3 separate regions of the Homo sapiens genome follow, and all the other regions are linked to region 2. The links are chromatin loops, found by intact Hi-C in ENCODE. Cell type or tissue: PC-9. All regions are shown on one strand. Region 1 overlaps LIPH (lipase H). Region 2 has its middle 46 kb from the start of MAP3K13. Region 3 has its middle 6.7 kb from the start of LIPH.

Region 1 (2,500 bases), 230 kb after region 2:
GTATCTGGGAATAAATTCCTTAGCCTAAATAATGACCTGGCTTTGAACCATACTCTTTCCTTCAGGAAAAATCAATATTCTACTATTTTCTTGTACTGAATTCTACCCTGGAGAATGGAGAATTTTCCTCTGTTGTTTTTTTTTGTTTTGTTTTGTTTTGTTTTTTGAGATGGAGTTTCGCTCTTGTCACCCAGGCTGAAGTGCAATGGTGTGATCTCCGCTCACTGCAAACTCTGCCTCCCAAGTTCAAGTGATTCTCCTGCCTCAACCTCCCCAAGTAGCTAGGATTACAGGCGCCCACCACCACACCTGGCTAATTTTTGTATTTTTAGTAGATATGGCTTTTCGCCATGTTGGCCAGGCTGGTCTTGAACTCCTGACCTCAGGTGATCCTCCTGCCTCAGCTGCCCAAGGTGCTGGGATTACAGGCATGAGTTACTGAGCCTGGGCGAGAATTTTCTCCTTTTTATGTCACTTGCATTTTTTCTGCAACATACCTGAAGCATTATTTCCTTTTTCCAGAAAAACTCCCCACTGATGTAGAAGCTCCAGGATAATTCATCTGTTCCACCCGTTGTATTCTCAGTGCCAAGAACAGGGCCTGGTTCAGAGTTAGCATCAATAAATGTTGCTTGAACAAATGAATATCAACCTGCTAGCATGTTCTGCAGACATCAGATCCTCCAAAGTGTTGGGATTACAGGTGCAAGCCACCACACCCGGCCTCATTCTTTAAATATTCATTTCTGTTGGTATTTCTAAAGGCATCAGATACTTGTATGCCTTCAGAAAGCAAAATCCTTTTGAGTTATGTTATTGTTATGGTACAAAGTCAAGGTTGTTCAGAGGTAGAGCAACAGAGCACATATAACCAGTGACCACAGAACATGTTAAACTGGTTTTTAAAGCTTAACTTCTTCTATTTGAGTTTATCTGAAACAGGAGAAATTTTGCCTGTCCTTTTCAGACTACTCTGAAATTCAATTACTCTGAAATGCCATTTCCTGTTGACAGTTGGAAAATTACAGTTGGATGAGTGGTGTTTCCAATATCCTTTGATAAGGAATTCAGACTCCTATTTAGAGCAGGCATGATTATCATGTATTCCCTTCTATCTCTTAAAAGAAAAGAAACATATCCAAGTAGGATACCAGGGCAATCTCACTGTAACTTCTTTAGCATAATTGTGCCTGAGATGTTTTCTTGCAATTTAATGCATGGTCGCCTGCAGGTCAAACCTGGTCATGCCCATTTATATATTGTCCACGGCTACTTTCCTGCTCTAAAGGCAGAGCTGAATGGCTATGACTAATGGCCCATAAAGCTGAAAATATTTACTCTCTGGCTCTTTACAGAAAATGTTTGCCAACCCTAGTCTAATGTCCTAAATACAAATACAGGCCAAGTGCGGGTGGCTCACACCTGTAATCCCAGCACTTTGGGAGGGTCCCTTGACGTGAGGAGTGGGAGACCACCCTGGGCAACATAGTGAGATCCCATCTCCATAAAACAAAAAAACAAAAAAACACGTCTTTGGAAACAGCATGAGTTTTGGAGTCAGACCTAGGTTTGATGTCCAACTCCACTGCCTATTAGCTATGTGACCCCTGGTAATTAATTGCCTAACCTCTCTGGGCCTCAGCTTTGCATCTGTAAAATAATCATAATAGGCCAGGCACAGTGGCTTACGCCTGTAATCCCAGCACTTTGGGAGGCTGACGCAGGCAGATCACCTGAGGTCAGGAGTTTGAGACCAGCCTGGCCTACATGGTGAAACCCCATCTCTACTAAAAATACAAAAAAAAAAAAAAATTAGCTGGGTGTGGTGGCACATGCCTGTAATCCCAGCTACTTGGGAGGCTGAGGCAGGAGGATTTCTTGAACCCAGGAGGCAGAGTTTGCAGTGAGTCGAGACCCAGCCACTGCACTCCAGGCTGGGTGACAGAGTGAGACTCTGTCTCAAAAATAAATAAATAAAAATAAATAAAAATACAAAAATTAGCCGGGTGTGGTAGCGCACACCTGTAATCCCAGCTACTCGGGAGGCTGAGGCAGGAGAATCGCTCGAACCCAGCAGGTGGCAGTTGTGGTGGGCCAGGATTGTGCCACTGCACTCTTAGCCTGGACGACAGAGTAAGACTCCGTCTCAAAAAAAAAAAAAAAAAAAATTCTAAAGCTGGGCATGGTGGTGCAGGCCTATATAGTCCCAGCTACTTGGGAGGCTGAGGCAGGAAAACCACTTGAGTCCAGGGTTCAAAGCCTGCCTGGGCAATATGGCAACACCCATCTCTTTAAAAAAAAAAAAAATTTCCCACTGGGTGCTGTGGCTCACGCCTGTAATCCCAACACTTTTGGAGGCCAAGGTAGGAGGATCACTTGAGCCCAAGAGTTCGAGACCCGCCTGGAACAATAAGGTGAGACCCTGTCTCTAGAAAAAATCAAAAAGTTAGCTGGGCGTGGTTGCACATGCTGGTGGTCCCAGCTACACTGAGCCTGTGGC
Region 2 (2,500 bases):
AAATAAAAGAAGAGATGTTCTTGAAATTCCACTCCCCACCTCCTGGGATGCCAACATTTTTATTAATATCCTTTCAGACATCTCTCTATATTGCAATAACTTTTAAAGAAAGTGTTTGGGAAAGTAAAGGTTAGGAAATAGTTACAAATTCTTTATGTTAAATATTTTATTAATATCCAAAATAGCATCATCAAAAGTTCTTTTTTGGCTGGGTGGGGTGGCTCACACCATTAATCCCAACACTTTGGAAGGCTGAGGTGTGCAAGTCACTTGAGCCCAGGAGTTCAAGACCAGGCTGGGCAACATGGCGAAACCCCGTCTCTACAAAAAATACAAAAATTAGCTGGGTGTGGTGGCACATGCCTATAGTCCCAGCTACTTGGGAGGCTGAGGCAGGAGGTTCACTTAAGCCCGGGAGGTGGAAGTTGCAGTGAGCCAAGATCACACCATTACACTCCAGCCTGGGTGACAGACCTGTCTCAAAAAAGGAAAAAACAGTTTTTTTGTTTTGCTGACTAGATGGGAGTAGGGAGGTAGGAATGGAAGAGAGAAGTCCTTGGGAAAAAGCAATTTGATTATCTAGTCTTTTCTCTCCCTCTGTCCCCAACCACAACAATTTAATTCCAGTTTTATTTTAAAAATCAAGATTGCGGTTATATGTGGCATTAGTATCCCATCCTAAATTGGAGACGATAGGGATAGGAAACATTGTGAGCTTGGGCAGGAAGGACGATGACTGGGTTTTTAATTTGATCCTATAATTATTATGATGTCATGTTAATAGTTTAAACATTCTTGTTAAAAGACTTGTAATATTGAAAATATTCCAGCCACTGTTATAAAATAGTGTATTGAAATATTCTAGGAAAAATATTAAAAAGCAGTGCTTCCTTTGCTGGATTTCCCTGATACTCCACTCTTTCTCCATTCACTCTTGTGTGCCCTTCATGTCAACTTCTGAAACACCAATATGTTCTGTAGAAACTCAGATTATGAAATCTGAGTTACGTTTTTTCAGCCCTGAAAACAGCTTTGGAGAGGAAGCTAGATGACTAGGCTAAAATTCCAGAGCAATCTTTATTGTTCTTTCGCCTTCTGAAAATGGGGGAGAGAAGTGCCAAGGGTGAAACTAGAGGTGTGGCCAGGTCGGGGAAATATTTTGTTTCTGCTCTAAATTGTCCTTCCTGTTGCCTATGACTGGAATGATCTTCAGTGCTTTAGGGTTAGTTTCATACTTGGCTCATGCTGGAAAGGAAAGGTTTCCTGAAGCCTTTTCATAGTTTATCTGAAGTGATTTCTGTCAGTGAAAATAGGTATCTTAGAAATTCTAAAGTAAAACAAAAATGATAAATGCTTTATATTATCTAGACTTTTAGGTAGTTATACTAAGGTCACAGGAATTACGTATGGACTCAGATTCTAACTTTAGCATGATATATTAAATGTCTGACAGACTTGAAAATAGACCTGTCTTTGAATAACTTAAAGCCATATCAAGAGTAAATTTCTTGAAGTGGGTAAACGTGAAGTTTTCTATGTATAATTGACCCTACATCGTGATAATGTCAAATATATTTATACTTGATCTCTTCTTAAATGGCCTAAGTGGGGAAGGGAAACCTTTCATTTTGTGTAAAGTTTATTGATTCATCTGTGGTGTAACATTCAAGTTCAAGGTATTGAGACAGATACTACTTGGCATACCATTCTAATGCCACTTACAAAAGTGGTTTCTATTTGAAAGTTCCAAATAGATACTCCAGAACTGACAGGGGAATTCCAGCAAGGTCATTCACCCATTAAAACTTTAAAGAAAAAAAAAAAAGCGAAGGAAAAAAATTGCCTTTGTGTAAACATTAACCTATCTGCTTTTAAGTGGTTCTTTTTGTTTAATTTTTTTAATATTAAAGGGAGAGTTCAAACTGGTTTTTTAAATATTTCAAATCACAAATAATAAATTTAATTAATTTAGAAGTTAAGTTTATACCTTTGTGGTTTATTATATCTCTTCTGGGTTGGCAAAATATCCAATGCTTTAAAAAAAATGGCTTCCCATTGTGCAGCCCACAAAATACAAGAGACAGAGTACAGGCAGGAAGGAATTCTTAAAGCGTCTGTGGTATGTTATCCTTGGTAGTTATATCAGTTGAAACATACCAAGTTCTTGCTCTTGCAGCTTTATAAACCTGCCTGACAGACAGTCATTTGACTAAGCAAACATTGCTGGAAATACATGATGAATTAAAGTATTGTCATTCTGTAAATGTCTTTTGTGAGGTCTAGATACACAGTGAAATGTTGACTGTTTAGAAAATAGCAAAAGCAGTTATTCATCCCTAGGCTGGCAGTTTATTCAGTCCTGAATCTTGAAATTCATATTTCATTTAATGTTAAAATTCTCACATATGGTGCCTCATAAAATGATAGCACATTGAATTTAGTTTTAATTTTAATTATGTTGGTAGCTTTCAAATCTTTTTTGTTGGAGTTGTGTGAGTCT
Region 3 (2,500 bases), 240 kb after region 2:
ACACACACAAATTAGCTGGGCATCGTGGCAGGCGCCTGTAATCCCAGCTACTCGGGAGGCTGAGGCAGGAGAATCGCTTGAACCCGGGAGGTGGAGGTTGCAGTGAACCGAGATTGCGCCACTGCATTCCAGTCTGCACAACAGAGCAAGACTCAGTCTCAAAAAAAAAAAAAAAGAACTTTTCCACAATTTTAAAAGATGAGTCAACTCATAATCATTTGAAATAATTTATTCAAAAGTATTCTAAGAAAAAGCATTTCTTCATTTCCAATCAGTTAATTACTATTTTCTCAATTCTATGACCTCCTGATTACAACTCAAGAATACCACAGTTTTCCTAGTTTCCAATCTAGAAACCTATGGGTTTTTCTTCTTCTTTATTAAACCTAGAAGTCACTTGCTACAGAGAACATATTTAAAAGGTACAGGCAAGCTTCCAAACGCATGGACAGGAAAAACAGGTATGAAGTGTAATGGAACTAAGGGGTGGAGATTTTATAACTCTCATTTGTTTCAACAGCCAAGAAAGGTGACCTACGTCCCCACCCGCCCAGGTCTAGGGCTCCAAGCTGGTATATGACTCACTATAACACCCTTTGGTCTTCCCTTCCACATCAGTGACCCTGCCATTTCTCACTTGCAGTCCAAGTTTGGAAAGATAAGTGGGTTTCTTCAATTCATATCCTGCAAAGAGATAAGGGTAACTTTCCCCAATTCCATTTATTTGTTTCATTTCATCATTCCCTCATTTATGGAACATTTCTGGAGCTCTCAGTACAAGAAATAAGGAAGAAATAGAACATGCTCCTTCCCTCAAGAAGATAGACACATTAACAATGAAAATGGTAATAATAATGCTAATATAGGCCAGCATGGTGGCTCATGCCTGTGATGCCAACTGTGGGGGGCGCAAGGCAACATAGTCAAGCTTATGTACAAGGCATTTGAGGTCGGGGCATGGAAAAATACTGAGGCGCTGTGTGTATGTTATTTGTGCATGAGAATGAAACTCGACCCTGAAAACAGGACAGGGAGTGGAGTGTGTGGTGTGATAAGGAACGCTGAAAACAGCCTCCTGAGAATGCAGTTTGAGTGCTTTTACAAGGCCACAGGTGCCTCACGACCCGACCTCAAAAACGCCATCTAGTGGATGTTTGTGGTTTAACAAGCCCTTTCAATAAATACTTGGCGGACGGATGCCGGGGCGGACTCTCTTAGAAGAGCTACCCCGCAATGCCGGGCGCGGTGGCTCACGCCTGTAATCCTAGCACTTTGGGAGACGGAGAGGGGTGGATCACGATTCAAGACCAGCCTGGTCAAGATGATGAAACCCCGTCTCTACTAAAAATACAAAAAAATTAGCCGGGCGTGGTGGCAGGTGCCTGTAATCCCAGCTACTCGGGAGGCTGAGGCAGAGAATTGCTTGAACCCAGGAGGCAGAGGTTGCAGTGAGCCGAGATCATGCCACTGCACTCCAGCCTGGGCAACAGAGCGACTCCGTCTCAAAAAAAAAAAAAAAAAAAGAAGAGCCACCCCCCATTCTAACTGGCGTGAGATGGTATCTCATCGTGGTTTTGATTTGCATTTCTCTAATGACCAGTGATGATCTTTTCTCGTGTCTGTTGGCTGCATAAATGTCTTCTTTTGAGAAGCGTCTGTTCACACATCGGGGCCTGTGGTGGAGTGGGGGGCTAGGGGAGGGATAACATTAGGAGAAATACCTAATGTAGGTGACGGGTTGATGGGTGCAGCAAACCAGGGCACGTGTATACCTGTGTAACAAAACTGCACGTTCTGCACATGTAACCCAAAACTTAAAGTATAGTTAAAAAATAAATAAGAGCTGCCCCCCGCCCCGCTCAGCTGGAATTGTCTGAGAACCCATTTCGTGGCATTCATTGTAAACTATAAGCTCTGCAAGTGGTGTCCCCGACATGATCGCCTTAAAGTTACGTGTGAAGGAGGAGAGCTCATCAATTTTCGGTGAATCTCCACCTGAAAAGAATTCAGAAGATTTAAAGGGAGAGATTCCTGACTCCTATCAGGAGGACACGACCCACACGTAAAATATCAGGTGTTGAGTTATCATGGGTCAGGAAATGACCAAAGAACAGAAAGTTTTTTTTGTTTGTTTGTTTGTTTTGATATGGAGTCTCGCTCTGCCGCCCAGGCTGGAGTGCAGTGGCGCGATCTCCGCTCACTGCAAGCTCCGCCTCCCGGGTTCACACCATTCTCCTGCCTCAGCCTCCCGAGTAGCTGGGACTACAGGCGCCTGCCAGCCTAGTAGAGACGGGGTTTCACCGCGTTAGCCAGAGTGATCTCGACCTCCCGACCTCGTGATCCGCCCGCCTCCGCCTCCCAAAGTGCTGGGATTACAGGTGTGAACCACTGCGCCCGGCCCAGAAAGTATTTTTAAAACAGTGCAACAGCTATTTAAGGCTGTCCAGTGCACTGTAGAGCCTGGAGCTCTACACAAGCTCATGCTTTTAATTCGGCAGGA

Evidence for each region. Hi-C counts contacts between places; a loop is a spot of excess contacts. Peaks named below come from ENCODE experiments on the same cell type or tissue, not always from the same donor. Only the 100,000 strongest peaks of a DNase experiment are listed, where the experiment ranks them.
Region 1: it touches region 2 in a loop (2.6-fold over the local background); 1 of 110 quality-filtered maps calls a loop at or near these places.
Region 3: it touches region 2 in a loop (4-fold over the local background); 1 of 110 quality-filtered maps calls a loop at or near these places.

Annotation. Positions count from the first base shown.
Region 1 is chr3:185,544,205-185,546,704 of GRCh38, forward strand. The region is part of intron 1 of LIPH (lipase H); the gene reads right to left. Among named protein-coding and RNA genes, the nearest start is that of LIPH, 7.1 kb to the right of the region's middle. In PC-9, a CTCF peak has its summit at 1,047; DNase peaks (open chromatin) are centred at 877 and 1,307; H3K4me3 peaks cover 1,254 bases; H3K27ac peaks cover 2,500 bases.
Region 2 is chr3:185,316,153-185,318,652 of GRCh38, forward strand. It overlaps a transcript of MAP3K13 not described here. Among named protein-coding and RNA genes, the nearest start is that of MAP3K13, 46 kb to the right of the region's middle. In PC-9, a CTCF peak has its summit at 1,415; DNase peaks (open chromatin) are centred at 1,079, 1,729 and 2,219; H3K4me3 peaks cover 1,219 bases; H3K27ac peaks cover 2,500 bases.
Region 3 is chr3:185,558,061-185,560,560 of GRCh38, forward strand. No RefSeq gene overlaps it. Among named protein-coding and RNA genes, the nearest start is that of LIPH, 6.7 kb to the left of the region's middle. In PC-9, a CTCF peak has its summit at 1,153 (motif pointing left); DNase peaks (open chromatin) are centred at 521, 991, 1,221 and 2,401; H3K4me3 peaks cover 2,500 bases; H3K27ac peaks cover 2,500 bases.